Regions from separate parts of the Homo sapiens genome. Here region 2 is linked to region 1. A link is a loop called in an ENCODE intact Hi-C map of the cell type or tissue named here. Cell type or tissue: right lobe of liver. All regions are shown on one strand.

What was found. Peaks named below come from ENCODE experiments on the same cell type or tissue, not always from the same donor. Only the 100,000 strongest peaks of a DNase experiment are listed, where the experiment ranks them.
Region 2: it touches region 1 in a loop (2.3-fold over the local background); 27 of 110 quality-filtered maps call a loop at or near these places.

The regions. Positions count from the first base shown.
Region 1 is chr10:95,427,167-95,435,166 of GRCh38, reverse strand. It overlaps SORBS1 (sorbin and SH3 domain containing 1), which reads left to right. Exons shown (of 33, transcript NM_001034954.3): 5 at 450-545; 6 at 2,591-2,719. Among named protein-coding and RNA genes, the nearest start is that of SORBS1, 130 kb to the left of the region's middle. RefSeq lists enhancers at 4,196-4,696, 4,808-4,897. In right lobe of liver, a CTCF peak has its summit at 4,617 (motif pointing left); DNase peaks (open chromatin) are centred at 4,596 and 5,346; H3K27ac peaks cover 5,629 bases.
Region 2 is chr10:95,571,531-95,579,530 of GRCh38, reverse strand. No RefSeq gene overlaps it. Among named protein-coding and RNA genes, the nearest start is that of SORBS1, 14 kb to the right of the region's middle. In right lobe of liver, no CTCF peak of the experiment used is centred here; no DNase peak of the experiment used is centred here.

The DNA of each region.
Region 1 (8,000 bases):
ACCAGACAACTCACGATCTTGTTCCTTCGTTCTTCCACTCATCTGGAGCCCATGGGCCACAGCCCTCCTCCTCGGAACCCACTCCCCAGCCTTCTCCCAAGAGGCCCTGTGGACCCTGAGTGCTCTCCCCTTCTTCTGTTTGCCAGGCCATCTGTGTGCCTCTGTAAATCTTTGTCCAGAGCTTTGGCAAGCTCCTGGTGTGGTAGGAGGCACCGGTCAACACTGACCAGCTGTATTTGGGTGATAGTTAGAGGGGAGGGGTCTGTTGTCTTGGCCTAGAACTCTAAAGAGAGAAAGCAGGTTATTTTTAATTACTGCATCTACTGCCCTTTGTATTGTTCTTGTTGTGTGGGCGACTTCCTCCTATTGTCCCTGCCCAGTTCCTCAACTGCCTGAGTGTTTCCCAAATGTTCTTTCTGGATGCACCATTTACCCTTTTGTGTTTTCAGCAACTGCCGACCCTTTACGCGCACGCTCTATTTCTGCTGTTAAAATCATTCCTGTGAAGACAGTGAAAAACGCCTCAGGCCTAGTTCTCCCTACAGGTATCTCCTTGGGTCGGTCGATTTTCTCTAACTGTGAGCGGATCATGGCATGGTTTTCCTTTCTTCTTTTCTTCTAACACGCACTTTGAGCTGAATCGTTGCATGTTTAGGAGGCATTCCGTCTCACTTCCTCAGCTTGCTTCCTTACTTCCTCTGTGTATGTGAATGTCTGTGTGCGTTTTCCTGAGAGCCAGCGAATGTGGGGAGGAACTGAGGACAGAGGCCTTGCCCCTCTTTTCTTTAGGAGAAGGGTCAGTCCAGAGGCTCAGCTTTCCCTTTGGGATGGGTCTGCGGTGCATGGACATCCTAGGCTCTCCCTAGAGGTTTCCAGCCCCCAGTACTTTAGCAAAAACTGCAGTCTCCCTGAGAATTAACCTGGTCTCACAGAGAACCTCTGAACTTAGCTGAATTTGAAGCAGCTGCCCTTAGGTGCCCAACCTAGATTCGCCTCTGATGCTCACCGGGCCATCCCAGAGCATCCCCTTTGCCTTCCCCAGTTTTACCTGCAGCCACTTCCTGCCTCTCCCCTCCAGAGGGTGGGGGAGTACAGTTCAGATGTCAGCTCTGGCTCATCGCTTCCTTCTGTACAAAGTGGGGACACATGAGGCCTACACAGTACTTTATCCAATGGCGCTTTCAGAAGTAACTGGGCTGTGTGTCCAGGAACCTATGGATGGGCTGCATCCATCAGTGTGCCTCTCATCCTTTTGAAGTGACTATGAACCAGTTTTCCCAATAGTTTGGTGACATCAGTCGCTTAGCCTCTTGATAGAGTTGGATAAGTCAGATGCTCTCCAAGGCTGATGCTTGCCCTGACACATTGTGCGTTTCGTGCATTGCGTTCAATACAAGAGGTGCTGACGAGGCAGGTCCATTCTCTTGTCTAACGCTAATGATCATTCTCCCTGAGTTGTTGGCAGGGGGCTGCTGGCGTGGAAGGAAAGGAAAGAAGAGGCTTTGCTTCTCTCTGCCCTCGGAGGGGAATGGGGATGAGCTGGATGTTTGAACTCACATCCTGCCCAGACACACACCCTGAATGTCAACCTGTAATCCTAACTGTGACAATTTTAGGTCAGGGATCTAGGCTGTGAGCAATTTGAAAACAAAACAAAACTGTGGCGTTCTGCATAGCTCAGCTGCACATAAAGAAACACTCTGCGTGTGCCTCCCAGAACTGTGTGGTCTGCCCTGGTTCCCTGCCTCCGTGACTGATTTCCTGCAGGATGGCATTCAGATCTTTTGAAGCGTATTTTGAAATCTTTCTCAAGGAAACTCTAAAAGTTGACCTGGGTCTGTTATTAGGCCCTAGTGAAACTGTAGGAGACGCCAGGACCCTGTGAAGACAGCTGAGGCTCGGTGGACACTGCTCATTGAAGGATTTAGCCTTCTGAGTCGTTTTTGTTGCTGTGAGTTTTCTTTGTTATGTTTGGAAAGTGAGACTGTCACTCGTGAGCTTTCTCGCCAGGCAGCATATCCTTCTGTCTCAGCATTTTGGGAGTCTTGACTTGCTGATCCAAGGAGATTTGCTTTTCCTTTTCCCACTGGAAAACTGCAAAGGGGTAGTTGTTCTCCATGGGACCACCCGCCCCCACCCCCCCCACCGCCCCCACTTCCGTAGTTGCCAGCCTGGTCTTCAATGAGAAGTATGGTCTGGAAGCTTGAAACATCTTTCATAAACTCTTTCTTGAACTGTGCCTTACTAACTGGTCAGAAGTCTGCTCATCAACCTAAACTTCATTTAATAAAAGGAATAAACCTGCTTTCATTTTGAAATGTTTTCAGCTGATAGTATAACTCATCCATTTACTCAGAACTCACCATTGCCGCCATGTTCCCCTAACTTCATGATGCACAGTAAACCTCTGAAAACTTGCCCCTCTCCACCACCCACAGATTAATTTCATTGACCACAGGTGTTCAAAGACTTCGCATGGCTGTAACCAGGTTCATCTCATTCCCCGGCTGTAACAATTTGCTAACCAACTGTCCTTTAATCCTTCAGGAGTCTTGGATTCAGTCTTCAATTTTGGACCTTTTCTTTTCAGACATGGATCTTACAAAAATCTGCACTGGGAAGGGAGCGGTGACTCTCCGGGCCTCGTCTTCCTACAGGGAAACCCCAAGCAGTAGCCCTGCGAGCCCTCAGGAAACCCGGCAACACGAAAGCAAACCAGGTGCGCGGAAGCTAGGGAAAGCTGTTCAAAGCCACGTGGGAAGGGCGGGAGGAGGCTCTGGTGTTTTTGCTCAGGAGGGTGTGAGTTCATCAGATACCTCTTGGGGGGGGGGGGTGTGTGTGTGTGTGTGTGTGTCTCTTACGGTCCCCTGGGACAGTCAAATCATTTGGATGGGTAGTGGTCAAAGCCTCAAACTGACAGTCACATGCTGCAGATGAAGGCACAGCAATAACCACACTTTATGTTAGCTTTGACTGAGCAGGTCATCCTGTGACCACAGCCAGTGCTCTGCAGACTGCTCTCATGCAGACTGAAATAGCTTAGGGCATGGGGGGTAAGTAAGCGGTGCGATGGGCTAGAGGTTGGGCTTCTCAGAGCTCATCCCTGCTTCCTAGAGGTTCACTGTGACCTGTCCAGGCTGGGCTGGAGGTGCAGCCAGGGGAGACTGAGAAGTGTGGATGACTCAATGATCTTGCTCCTGGAAAAGCAGAGGTGGGGAGGGCTCAGGCCTGGGATTGGCCACTAGCCAGCTGCGGGAGCAGGATCAGGAAAGTAGCTCAAAGGCCCAGTGTAAACTAGGAGCAAAGGGAGATCAAAGAAGCCACATGAAGCCCATCTCCCCACCTTAACCCATCACTTGGGAAACCTGAGGTATTGAGGTTTAGAACTGGGACTTCAGAACCGGGTAGATCTCTGTGCACACCCTGTCCCCACCACCTGTCAGCTGTGCAACTTTGGTCGAGTTATTCACTGTCTCTCAACCCTGATGAACTGTAGAATGGGGTTGATAATTGCATCTGCCTCAGGATTATTGTGAGGAAGAAGTGTATGAAGTGCTGTGTATCATGCCTGGTGGCATGGAATAGACTGTTAGATGTTAGCTGCTATTTGATTATGATTAGATTATTTTGGCCTCTCCAGGGACGACTTTGCACAGCCCAAGTATTCTGGTAGTTGGCAAATGCTGACTTTGAGATCAGGCACAGTTAGTTTAGGGTGAGACAGCACCTCTCCACTCTGTAGGGCAGTGACTTTCACACTTTAGCTGCATCAGAATCACTTGGAGTAAAAAGGTAGGTTGCTGGGCCCCAGCCTGGAGTTTTAGAATGTAGGGTTCCCACTTGCAGGTCTGAGGTAGGGTCTGAAGGTTCACATTTCTGACAGGTTCATGCTGATGCTGCTAGTGCAAGGACTGCATCTGAGAGCTGCTGCTGTAGGGGATGGGAGCTTGCTTTCTTGAAGGAAAGGGAGGGAGAAATGGAATGGAGGGGAGGACCATTCCCTTGGGACCAGAGAGGCTAGGCAGTAGGGTATGCAGACCCCTCTGGTGCAGCGGGAGTGGTGTGTTGTGATAAGACAGATATGATATGTAGGATGGAAATGGCCAGACCTAGCATCCTGGAAACTGATTTTCTTCCTTCCCAGCTACCCATAACAGGTGCCAGGGCACATGCTGGTGGATGAGGCCAGGCTAGGGTTTGAGCACAAACCCCTTTCTGGTGATGTTGGTCCCCGTGAGGGCTTCTTTGTCCTTAGGCTGAGGGCAGGCCCGAGCAGCCCACAGCCCTAAAAGTCAACAGAGTAGCTTCTTGGTCCTGCATCCCTGAGCCCAGCCCTGACTCCTGACCCGCTGGAAAGGTGGGGGTGAGGAGAGAAGGCAAAGTTATTTTATTCTAAGGCTAACCTCATCCAGCCTCTCCAAGCCTAACTGGGACGACCCACTTCCAAGCTAGAGAGCATTTGGAGAAGAGAGAATCCTAAGGGATGATGCAAAGAGAAAGGCTTTAATGTGCAGTCCCCTGGCCCAGTCAAATAACCTTACAAACCAACTGTCCCGTCCTCTGGCAGCAAATGGAGGTGGTGGAGAGGGAGCTTGGAGCTCCCTCTAGTGGTTACAGTGTGGCATTGACGTAGAACACAATGCCCACCAGGTGTACGCCTGTGCTACCAGTACCGTGTGTGGATTTGTTTTTTTTTCTGTTTCGTTTTCTTTTTTTGAGACAGGGTTTACTCTGTTGCCCAGCTTGGAGTACAGTGATGTAATCATGGTTTGCTGCAGCCTCGGCCTCCCGGGCTCAATCTGTCCTCCCACCTCAGCCTCCCAAGTAGCTGAGGTGCACGTCACCACACTTGGCTAATTTTTGTATTTTTTGTAGAGACAAAGTTTCTCCATGTTGCCCAGGTTGATGTTGAACTTGTAGGCTCAAGTGATCCACCTGCCTCGGCCTGGCAAAGTGCTGGGATTACAGGTGTAAGCCACCATGCCCGGCCCCGTGTGTGGATTTGAGGCACTTTTGGAAACACTCTCTTGTCCCAGAATACTTTTGTGTCTTACAAATTTCTACCAGCTAATTTGGTGAAAAGAAATTTCACCACATCTTTTTCACCAAACCATCAGCAGATTGTTTTAAAATGCAAATACTGTACTCGGAAGAATTAAGGGATAGTTATCAGTCATTCACACCTTACAGTAAGTTCATCTTTGTAAATTGAGATCATCGAATCCAAATAAGCATACATTCATTCAGCATTATCTATGTGCCAGGTGCTGCATGAGTCACTTGGAATTGTGATGAGAAAGGAGGAAAAGAGAGCAATTCTAGGTGCATTAGGTGAGGGCAAAAGGCAGTATGTTGCAACAGGAGTCAGGTGTGGACTTGTAGTCAGCCATCTTCCTTTCGGGCTGTGGGTAAGTCCTAGTGACTTTGAGCCCATATCAAGTATGAGGAACTTGGGCCAGATGCTTTCCAAGCCTTTCTAGCTCCAGAATGCTCTGCGACCTTAGGAAGTTTGGAAATTAGCCTAACAAATGGAATCCCTTTGATTGGTGATAAATTTAAGATGGTACAGGAGGGCAGTTTGGATGAAAAGGAACAAGCTGGGTTTGAGTAGAGGAAACAAAGAAAAAATCCACGTGCTCATTAAGTATACAACGCAGACTAGAATAAGTTAACACTGGGGAGTGGGCTTAAAAGAGGATGTCAGTAAGCCGGGCGCAGTGGCTCACACCTGTAATCCCAGCGCTTTGGGAGGCCGAGGTGGGCAGATCAGTTGGGGCCAGAAGTTCGAGACCAGCCTGGCCAACATGGTGAAACCCCGTCTCTACTAAAAATACAAAAATCAGCCAAGCATGGTGTTGCACGCCTGTAATCCCAGCTACTCGGGAGGCTGAGGCAGGAGAATTGCTTGAACCCGGGAGGTGAAAGTTGCAGTGAGTGAGATCATGCCACTGCATTCCAGCATGGAAGACAGAGCAAGATTCCATCTCAAAAAGAAAAAAAAAATGAGGATGTGAGTATAGGTAATTCAGAAATGGTAATCTTGTCCCCTTACCATGCTACCTATTGGCTAACATCCTGCTGGCTCTTGACTCTGACAGTGTCCATGTCACCCTCCGGACTGACAACTTGCTGGCCCATACCAGTCTATTGTCCTATCCTGGGGCCTAGGAGCCCCTGGGCCTTCCCTGGCTTCATAAAAACAGTTTTCAGCAGTATTTGCAGACAGCCAAGCCCAGTCTGGACTGGGAGCCCAAGTGTGAGGTAGTGGATGGCTCTTGCCAAGGATTGCTTCCTACTCCCAATGCCTTTGCAGATAGCTAATGTCAGATGGCGTCTGGCTCCCTCCCTTCTCACCAGGGACAGCATTTGTCCCCCAGCTGCTCTGCCTGCTTCCTCTCTGACTTGCTCCCTGTTTGCCACCTTCTTCAATGCCTATAGGTGTCCAGGTTGTTGATTATTTGCCTGGACTGGAAGGTCCAGTCCCTACCTGGTCCCCTGATACCCACATTTCAGCAGTGCCCCCTATTTCTAGTCCTTGTCCCAACCCCCTCACCTGGGAGAGATGATATAGTTCTGGTTTCACACAGTTCTCTACTGAGGCTGAGCACTGCCACTTACTGTCTTTGCGGTATGGACAAATTACTCCACCTTACAGGGCTTCAGTTGCCTTATTTGTAAATTGGAGATGACCATAACAGAGTTGTTGAGATTAAATGAGCTCTTTCTTCTTCTTCTTTTTTTTTTTTTTTTTTTTTGAGATGGAGTCTCACTCTGTCACCCAGGCTGGAGTACAGTGGTATGATCTCGGCTCGCTGCAACCTCTGCCTCCTGAGTTCAAGCAATTCTCTTGCCTCAGCCTCCCAAGTAGCTGGGACTATAGGTGTCTGCCACCACATTCGGCTAATTTTTTTTGTATTTTTAGTAGAGACCAGGTTTCACTGTGTTGGCCAGGCTGGTCTTGAACTCCTGACCTCATGATCCACCCGCCTTGGCCTCCCAAAGTGCTGGGATTACAGGCATGAGCCACCACACCCAGCTAAATGAGCTCTTTCATGTCAAGCATTTGGCACAGGCCCAAAGCAAGTGCTTTTTAAGAGTAACCATTCTAGTTCCTGCAGGTCAAGAGGCTTGTTAAAGATTTGAAAGAATTTCAGTTTGAAGCCATGAGGGCCTCACCCCTAGCATGGTGGCAATGGGAGTGAAGAGCAGAGGCTGAGGTCAAAGTGTCTTTTGGAGAATGAAATGACCAGGGCTCCTTGTGGTGTATTTAAGGACCACAGAGAGGTAAGACTCCATGTGGCCCAGGAGATGCCTTCCCTGGTTGGCTAGGAGAGTAATTGTGGCACTCATGGAGTTGGGGGGATTTGTGAAGAGTGCTGGAAAGAATGTTGAATTCCATCTTTTGACATGTCAAGTTTCTTGGCAAGGGAAGGACTTCCAGGAGAATGTTTCTAATGGGAATTTGGAAATTTGGAGTCCAATGTGTGGATTTGGAAGCCATCTGCATCCACATGAACTTTGAGAGAATGGAGACATTCTCGGTGGAGTGACAGAGAGAGCCCTTGAAATTGCCCAGTTAACACTCATTCTCCAGACTCCTCCATTCAAGTGGTGGCTTAACTCAAGATCCCTGACCACAGCTTCCCGATCAGCCTCCTCATCTCTGAATGTGGACCTTGGTTTTTGGATCAGAACCATCTGAAAGGAATGGCAGTAATCTTAGTACCGACTCCCTGCCCCCAGGAGAAACCTCATCACCTTATCCCTGCCTCCTGACCTCATTGCCACACCAGGTCTGAGCGTTGGCCATGTTGGTTCAGAGTGACTTGATCATGTCCCAGGTCAGGGTGTTTTCACTCCAGACAGGGAGCCTGAGTTGGTGGTGAGTGTGATACAAAGCTTTCTGTCTGGTATAGTCTAAAGATCTTGTGGCTTGATATATCAATTCCTGTGTTCTGACTTAGATGCCAGGGTCCAGTTCAGCCCTTATATTTTGTTAA
Region 2 (8,000 bases), 140 kb before region 1:
TTCCTATTTTCTGCTCCTACAGTGCCCCACCCACTTGAATCCAGGCATGCCTGCCTTGGTGAAATGTGCTGGGCTTTTCTCTAGGTGGGAGCGTCAGTGTGAGACTCATGCTGATCTTCTTGGCTTGGCTATCTTATGCTCTCAGTGACTACTTTTCTTTTCAAAAGAACAGGTGCTAAGCTTTATTATCACTATCATCATTATTATTGCTAGCATTTACCAAGCACTCACTAAGTGCCAAGTACTTTGCACATATAATCTCACTTAACCATCACAACAACTTTTATATTCCCCCTTCTGGGGTTGAGCCATCATGGCTTAGCCATTTGCCCAAAGCCAAATAGCCAGAGAGTGATTGAGTGGGGTTTTGAACCAGAAGTCCCATACTAGATCCCAAGTTCTCAACCAGTGTGATAAACTGACTAAAAAGAGTAAATGCTCTCAGAGGAGCCTGTGGACTTCCTCCATCTACATAAAACTCCAGCCCCTCATGGCTACTGGGCTTCAGGGCAGTAGTGCTGGGCTCTCACTTTCCCACCCTCCAGATTCTCTGAGCAGACACACCCACTGCCCACTGTCCCCACCCAGTCTGTCATCCCAGTTCTTCATAGCATCTGTCTTGCTCTGCTCCACAAAACAGGGCACCCTCTTACCACTCTGGTGTCTTTCTTAGTTCCTAGTGTACGGTACCAGCTCTTAAGGAGTCAGCACCCTGTGTGGCTTGAGAATTTCCTTAGAGGTGACTCCAAAGTGATTGTTGCAGGGCAAGTTGGATCCATTCCACCATGTTCATCAATACCTGCTTCATGTGTTTGGTAATGAGGGGAGAAGTGGTTGACAATGTCCTTGACTGCCGAGAACTCACACTTAATGTCAAACATGTCATACAGGTGACACATATCTAGAAAGGTATTTCCAGTAGCCTTATATCCCCCCTTCTCTGGAGACTTCAAGGGCCTTTTCTAGTTTAAGAGGGGATCCTCAAAGCCAGGAAAACTTCATGCCACAGGTGAAAGCCTAATAGTCTGAAAGTAAAGGATCGGTTAGCTCACTAATTTAATCCACATCGTGAAACATTCTTGTAGACTTTAAAAAAAAAAAAAGAAGAAAAATCCTGAATTACGTAGTTTCATACTATGTTGTTAAGTGGAAAAGAAAGGCAATATAATATTTTGCACACTATGATCCCATTTACATGAAAAAAGTAAATCGTGTGTATGGTTAATAGTGATTATCTTGAAATAGTGAAGTTTCTGATGATTTTTGTTTTCTTCATTGTGGTTGGCTTTCAATTTTTGATTTAAAAAATAAATGATTCAGGAGCCTATCTGAAAAGACACACTGTGTGATTCCAAGTATGTGACATTCTGGAAAAGGCAAAACTGGAGAAAGTGGAAAGATCAGTGGTTTCCAGGTGTTTGGGTGGAAGGAGGGATGAATAGGTGGCACACGGAGGATTTTTAGGGCAGTGAAACTACTCTGTATGACACTCTTATAGTGGATCTATGTCATTATACATTTGTCAAAATCCATAGAATGCATAATACAAAGAGTGAATCCTAATGAAAACTGTGGACTTTAGCTAATAATAAGGTATCAGTATTGGCTCATCGGTTGTAACAAATGACCCACAGTAATGCAAGATGGTAATAATAGAGGAAACTGTGAGGTGGGAATTTAAGAAGAAACTCCCTGTACTTTCTGCTCAACTTTTCTGTAAACCTAAAACTTCTCTAAAAAATGAATACTACTAATTTAAAAAATAATGATGTCTATATTTCAAACATGCAGAAAAATACAGACTATAAAGAACACATTTATTCATCACAGATTTAATACATTTTAAGGTTTTGCTATATTTGTTTTAAATCCTTTTAAAAGAAATAGCAGGCTGGGCGCAGTGGCTCACACCTGTCATCCCAGCATTTTGGGAAGCCAGGGTGGAGGATCTCTTGAACTCAGGAGTTCAAAACTAGCCTGGGCAACATGGCGAAACCCTGTCTCTACAAAAAATACAAAAATTAACCTGGCGTGGTGGTGCATGCCTGTAACCCCAGCTACTCAGGAAGCTGAGGTGGGAGGATGGCTTGAGACTAGCAGGCAGAGGTTGCAGTGAGCCAAGGTCATGCTACTGTACTCCAGCCTGAGAGATAGAGCCAGACCTTGTTTCAAAAAAAAAAAAAAAACCCAAAAAACAAATTATAGAAACAATCAAAGCTCCTTTATACTCCTCCTTAATTTCAACCTGTTTCCTCTTTCCCTGCAGAAAATTTTTCCCATACATTTTCTATACTTTTTTTTTTTTTTTTTTTTTTTTGAGACAGAGTCTCGCTCTGTCGCCCAGGCTGGAGTGCAGTGGCGCAATCTCGGCTTACCGCAAGCTCCACCTCCCAGGTTCATGCCATTCTCCTGCCTCAGCCTCCCAAGTAGCTAGGACTACAGGCGCCCGCCACCACGCCCGGCTAATATTTTTGTATTTTTAGTAGAGACAGGGTTTCACTGTGTTAGTCAGGATGGTCTCGATCTCCTGACCTCATGATCCGCCTGCCTTGGCTTTCCAAAGTGCTAGGATTACAGGCGTGAGCCACTGTGCAGGCCTCTATACTTTTTACATGTAAGTCAACATAAACAATGTATAATATTGTTTCAGATTTTTTTTTTTTTTTGAGATAGAGTTGCCATTTTGCCCAGGCTGGAGTGCAGTGGCACAATCATGGCTCACTGCAGCCTCTGTCTCTCAGGCTAAAGCAATCCTCCCACCTCAGCCTCTGGAGTAGCTGTGACTACACCAGCTAAATTTTATATTTTGGTAGAGACAGAGTTTTGCCATGTTGCCCAGGCTGATCTCAAACTCCTGGGCTCAAGCGATCCATAGGCCTTGGCCTTGAAAAGTGCTGGGACTACAGATGTGAGCCACTGCTTCTGGCATTAGAGCTTTTAACTTCTCAAAAATGACATTGAATTATATATTAATACCTGGCTCTGCAAATTACCTTTTTATTAACCTTATATTAACAATTATTTGTGTTGCTACATGAAGCTCTAGTTTATTCATTTTAACGGCTATATAGTATTCCATTTCATAAAAATACTACAGAAAAAGGTTTTAAAATAATGTTTTGTGGTTTTTTTTGTTACCTTCTTCCCCTGAAATACCACAGTAAAATAATGTTTTGGAATATATCTTAACAATATGAGGAAATATGATATTAAATGAAATAAACAAGATGTAGAATGTTATTTACAGTATGACACAAAACACATATATGCAAAGTAAAATACTATAACAACAAATTATAAAATGTTAGCAAGCAATGCTTTTTTTTTTTGAGACAGAGCTTTGCTTTTGTTGCCCAGACTGGAGTGCAATGGTGCGATCTCGGATCACTGCAACCTCTGCCTCCCAGATTCAAGTGATCCTCCTGCCTCAGCCTCGCGAGTAGCTGGGACTACTGGCGTGCACCACCACACTCGGCTAATTTTTTGGTATTTTTAGTAGAAACGGGGTTTCACCATGTTGGCCAGGCTGGTCTCGAACTCCTGACCTCAGGTGATCCAGTCACCTTGGGCTCCCAAAGTGTTAGGATTATAGGCATAAGCCACTGTGCCCGGCCACTTTTTTTTTTTTTTTTTTTTTTTTTTTTTTTTATACAGGGTCTTGCCCTGTTGCCCAGGCTATAGTGCAGGGCACTAGCATGGTTCACTGCAGCCTTGAACTCCTGGGCTGAAGAGATCCTTCCATCTCAGCCTCCTGAGTAGCTGAGGCTGCAGGTGCATGTCACCATGCCTGGCTATTTACTTTTATTTACTTCTATAGAGACAGACAGGGTCTCACTGTGCTGCCTGGGCTGGTCCTCAATGCCTGGCCTCAAGCCATCCTTCCACCTTGGCCTCTCAAAGTGCCGAGATTACAGGTATAAGCCACCATACCAGCAACAATGCTATTTTTGGATTGTGGGATTATAGACACTTTCCCATATTTCCTAAACCTTGTACAATGAATAAGCATTGATTTTATAATTTCTTAAAAGTTACAAATAAAAGCATGCAGTACTACTGAAACTGGAGTTTGAGCTATGTAATCTGTGAAATTATCACGTCCCTCTTCACCACCATTGGCAGAGCCCCTCCATAATCTCTAAATAGCCCCACCCTACTTCTGCCCAGGGGTCTCTCAGGGGCAGCAGCTGCCTCTACAGTTCCCATATCTCCCTGGTCTCTCTGTGGCACTTTGGGTTGGTTTTTCTGATGCCTGATACCCGCAGCACAATTGCAGGATTGGCTATAATTATGCCTGCAGTGATATTATGGGATTGGATATAAATATTCTTGCTACATGTGAACAGGGTTTATTTCTGTCCACAGTTTACCATCTGGTTGCAGCACACCCTTTTCTAGCTGGGACAGAGGGAGAAGAGCACTTTTCAATCCAGAGGTGAAACGGGAGTTGGATTAGAGGTTTTAAGTAATCAGCTTCTGAAAAATCATCTCAACATGTGTGATGCTGATGGGGCCATCGTGTCAGGAATCACAGGAAAGAGGCAGAAGTTCGTATCAGGTTTATATTGCACCTAACGTAGAGCGGACAGGCAAAGAGATCTCCATTTTTGTCCCTGCTCTGAGCTCGGCATAAAGCTCAGTCAGGCTGGCTCAGACCTTCCTAAGTCACAGTGCTCCTGTGGAGGTGACGCTCCCCTGTGCACAGAGGTATCCACATCTCAACCTTCTGTCTTGATCTCCCTCTCCAGGTCAAGTCCTACATTTTCTCCTGCCTGCTGGATAGTTCCATCTGCCCGCCCTGCTGTACCGTCAAACTAGATTCGGAATTATTTGTTCTTAGATGCCCAAACTAGTTCTTTCTCCTGACTTTGCTATTTCTCTTAACAGCAACACCATGGTCTTTGGTCACCTTCAGCTAGGACCTGGTATTCCAGCAGAAGGCAAGCCGTGCCACACCTTCCTTGATGAACTTAGTGGCTGATCTAGTAGAGTTCCTGGTTGTCAGTGATTAACAAATGCTTGTTGGATGAATGAATGAGTTGATGAATGAAATGTCTCTTCCTTTCCATTCCTCATCGTCACCTCCCTCATTCCAGCCCTTATTACTTCACACATGGACCATTGCAGCAACCTCTCAACTGGTTGTTCTGCCTCTGATCTTTCTCAGCTCCAGTTCCTCCTGCTCCTGCCACGAGGCAGGTTGTCCTTATGTATGACCTGCATCTCACCAGTTCCCTGTTTAAAAACCTTGGTGACTCCTCACCGGCTACCACATAAATTCAAAGTCATGAGCTTAGCTTTCAAAGCCACTGCACTCCAGCCCCAATTAATATCTCTAGCGTGTGACTAAAATTACTCACATTCCTGACCCTGTTTCTATTCTCACACATCTTTCACTTGACCATCTCTGTGGCTACGCTCAGGCCATTCTCTTAGTTTGAACTGATGTTGCCATTTCCATCTGTTCTCCAAACCTTCCCATCTTTCAGAACCCAGCTTACATTCCTTCCCTTCCACCAAGTTTGCTCAGGTTATCCCACCCCTGAATTCTTGGCCTAGGACTTACTGTCTATGCTATTGTTGGAAAATTAATCATGTTCTGCCTTGTGCCATGTTTAAATAAACTTATTGTTTATTCCTTGTTTTTGTTTTACCCTTTTCTATGCTTGTCTTAGTTTTCTAACTAGATCATACAATCCTTGCAGGGGAGACTGTGCTGTCTTAGGGACATTTTTGTTTGGGTGCTTTTGTGCTTTATCCATCCCCTCCTCCATGTCCATTTCCCACCGTGACGTGTGACCTGGACCAGACATTCATAGTACCCAATCCCCTTGTCACATTGATTATTCCAGGGATGACTCATCATGGTCCATGATCCCAACTCATCCAACCCTGGTCTTTTCCCAGTATTTGTCTCATTGAAGCTAGTGGGGAAAGACATCTCACCTCTGGGTTCCCAGAAGTGGAAAAGTATGAATCTGGGACCACCAAGTTCGCCTTCAAGTGGAAAAAGGTGGAGGTATCCTGGATTGCAGTAGGAGAGGATAGGGCCAACACCCAAAGAAAGGCAGTCAGAACTGAAAAGAGAGAGCTCTGACAATGGCTCTTGGATTGCTGGATCAGATTTTGCCTAAAGCTGGATTTACCCTTAACATTTTAATTACCAAGCCAGCAAATATCCTATAGAGGCTAATACACCTTACTGAATGAAAAAAAAGGGGGGGGGGCTTTTTAAGTTGATTACATATGTGCCATTTTATTACTTTATGTATTTTTATTAAAATTTTCTGAGGATAAGTGTGCTGTTAATAATTTTAGACAGTTTTGAGTGCAGAAAAGTTTAAAGAAAAAAACGATAATCATCCATATCCCCACCAGCCAAAGTTACTGCTGTCTACATTTGGCATGCTTTTTAAAATTTAATCCTTTTTTCTATGTATATTTTTTGTAAAGCAATGTCATTGTACTGTATGTTTGGTTTTATATTCTGCTTTTCTTTCTAATCACTATATTGTAAGTAGTTCAGCATTCACTGTTTTATAAACTAGTCTTCAAGTTGTTTATGTTTTTCTCTTAAAACTGTTTTTATTTTTTTTAACATTTGAAGAAGGGGCTAAGATGAGAGAGAGAGGGAGGGAGGGAGGGAGGGATTGAGGGAAAGATGAGACAGTTGCCAAGGAGAATACGTGAGAGAGAGAAAGAAAAGAAAGCAGAGATGACCCTTGTTTGCTTTCTTAGAAGTCCGTATTTTATGCTGTCTGGTTCCAGAGAAGATTTAAGGTACTATTGTCCTTGTAGCCTTAGAACAGCTCTCCGGTTTCTTTTTCAGTGGTGGTGGCTGCAGTGGCGGCTGTTGTTCCGAGTGTCTGTCCCCCTGAGGCTGAGCCAGAGCCGGCTTCTGCAGGCTGCAATTCAAGATGGCCAATTCGCAATCCTAGCAAAATCAATCTATTGGAAACTAATGAGGCACAAATAGTTCATGCACTTTGAGGCTGATCTGCCAAATGAGATAAACAGGGCTCAATCAGCAGGGAAAATCAGTGATGCAAAAATTCATTTCAATCTAGCATTATTTCCCCCTGGGATGCCCACGACATCACATTCTATTGTTTTGATGCTTCTGTGGCAATTCTTGTCTAAGCTTCTGTAGACCAGGCCAGGAGAACTCCCTCACTCAGGGTTTTATGCTTCCAGAGGCTGGTAAATGCCAAGATTTGATGGCTAAGACTGGGAGGTCTGGGCAGCCAATATGTGCAAGAAGCAAAGATTTTCTGTTTTGTAAACAACACTAACCTCTGTTTCTAAACCATTTTCTGTATTAGGCAATGTGATTAGCAAATAATATGATTATGAACTTTGTAAAAGAGCAAATCACAAAAGTATTATACAATTAATTCACATTTATAACACATATAGAGTAATATTTTTAAAATCCTATCATTTTTGTGCCACTAAGTTTATTTTTCCTTAAATGTTATACTAGCAAGATATGATCATTGCAAAAAATTTAAAAAGTACTGATGAGCAAAAATAAAAAAATTAAGTCATCTGTATTTTTTTATTTTTTATTTTTGGAGACAGAATCTTGCTCTGTCACCCAGGCTGGAGTGCAGTGGTGCAATCTCGGCTCACTGCAACCTCCACCTCCCAGGTTTAAGTGATTCTTGTGCCTCAGCCTCCCAAGTAGCTGTGATTACAGGCATGCACCACTACAGCCGGCTAACGTTTGTATTTTTAGCAGAGACATGGGTTTCACCAGGTTGGCCAGGCTGGTCTTGAACTCCCGAGTTCAGACAATCTGCCCTCCTTGGCCTCCCAAAGTACTAGGATTATAGGTGTGAGCCACCGCACCCGGCCTCTATTATATGTATTTTTAGAAATAGAGTTCTGCTCTCTTTCCCAGGCTGGGGTGCAGTGGTACAATCATAGCTCACTGCAGCCTTGCACTCCTGGGCTCAAGCAATCCTCCCACTCAGCCTCCCAAAGAGTTGGGACTACAG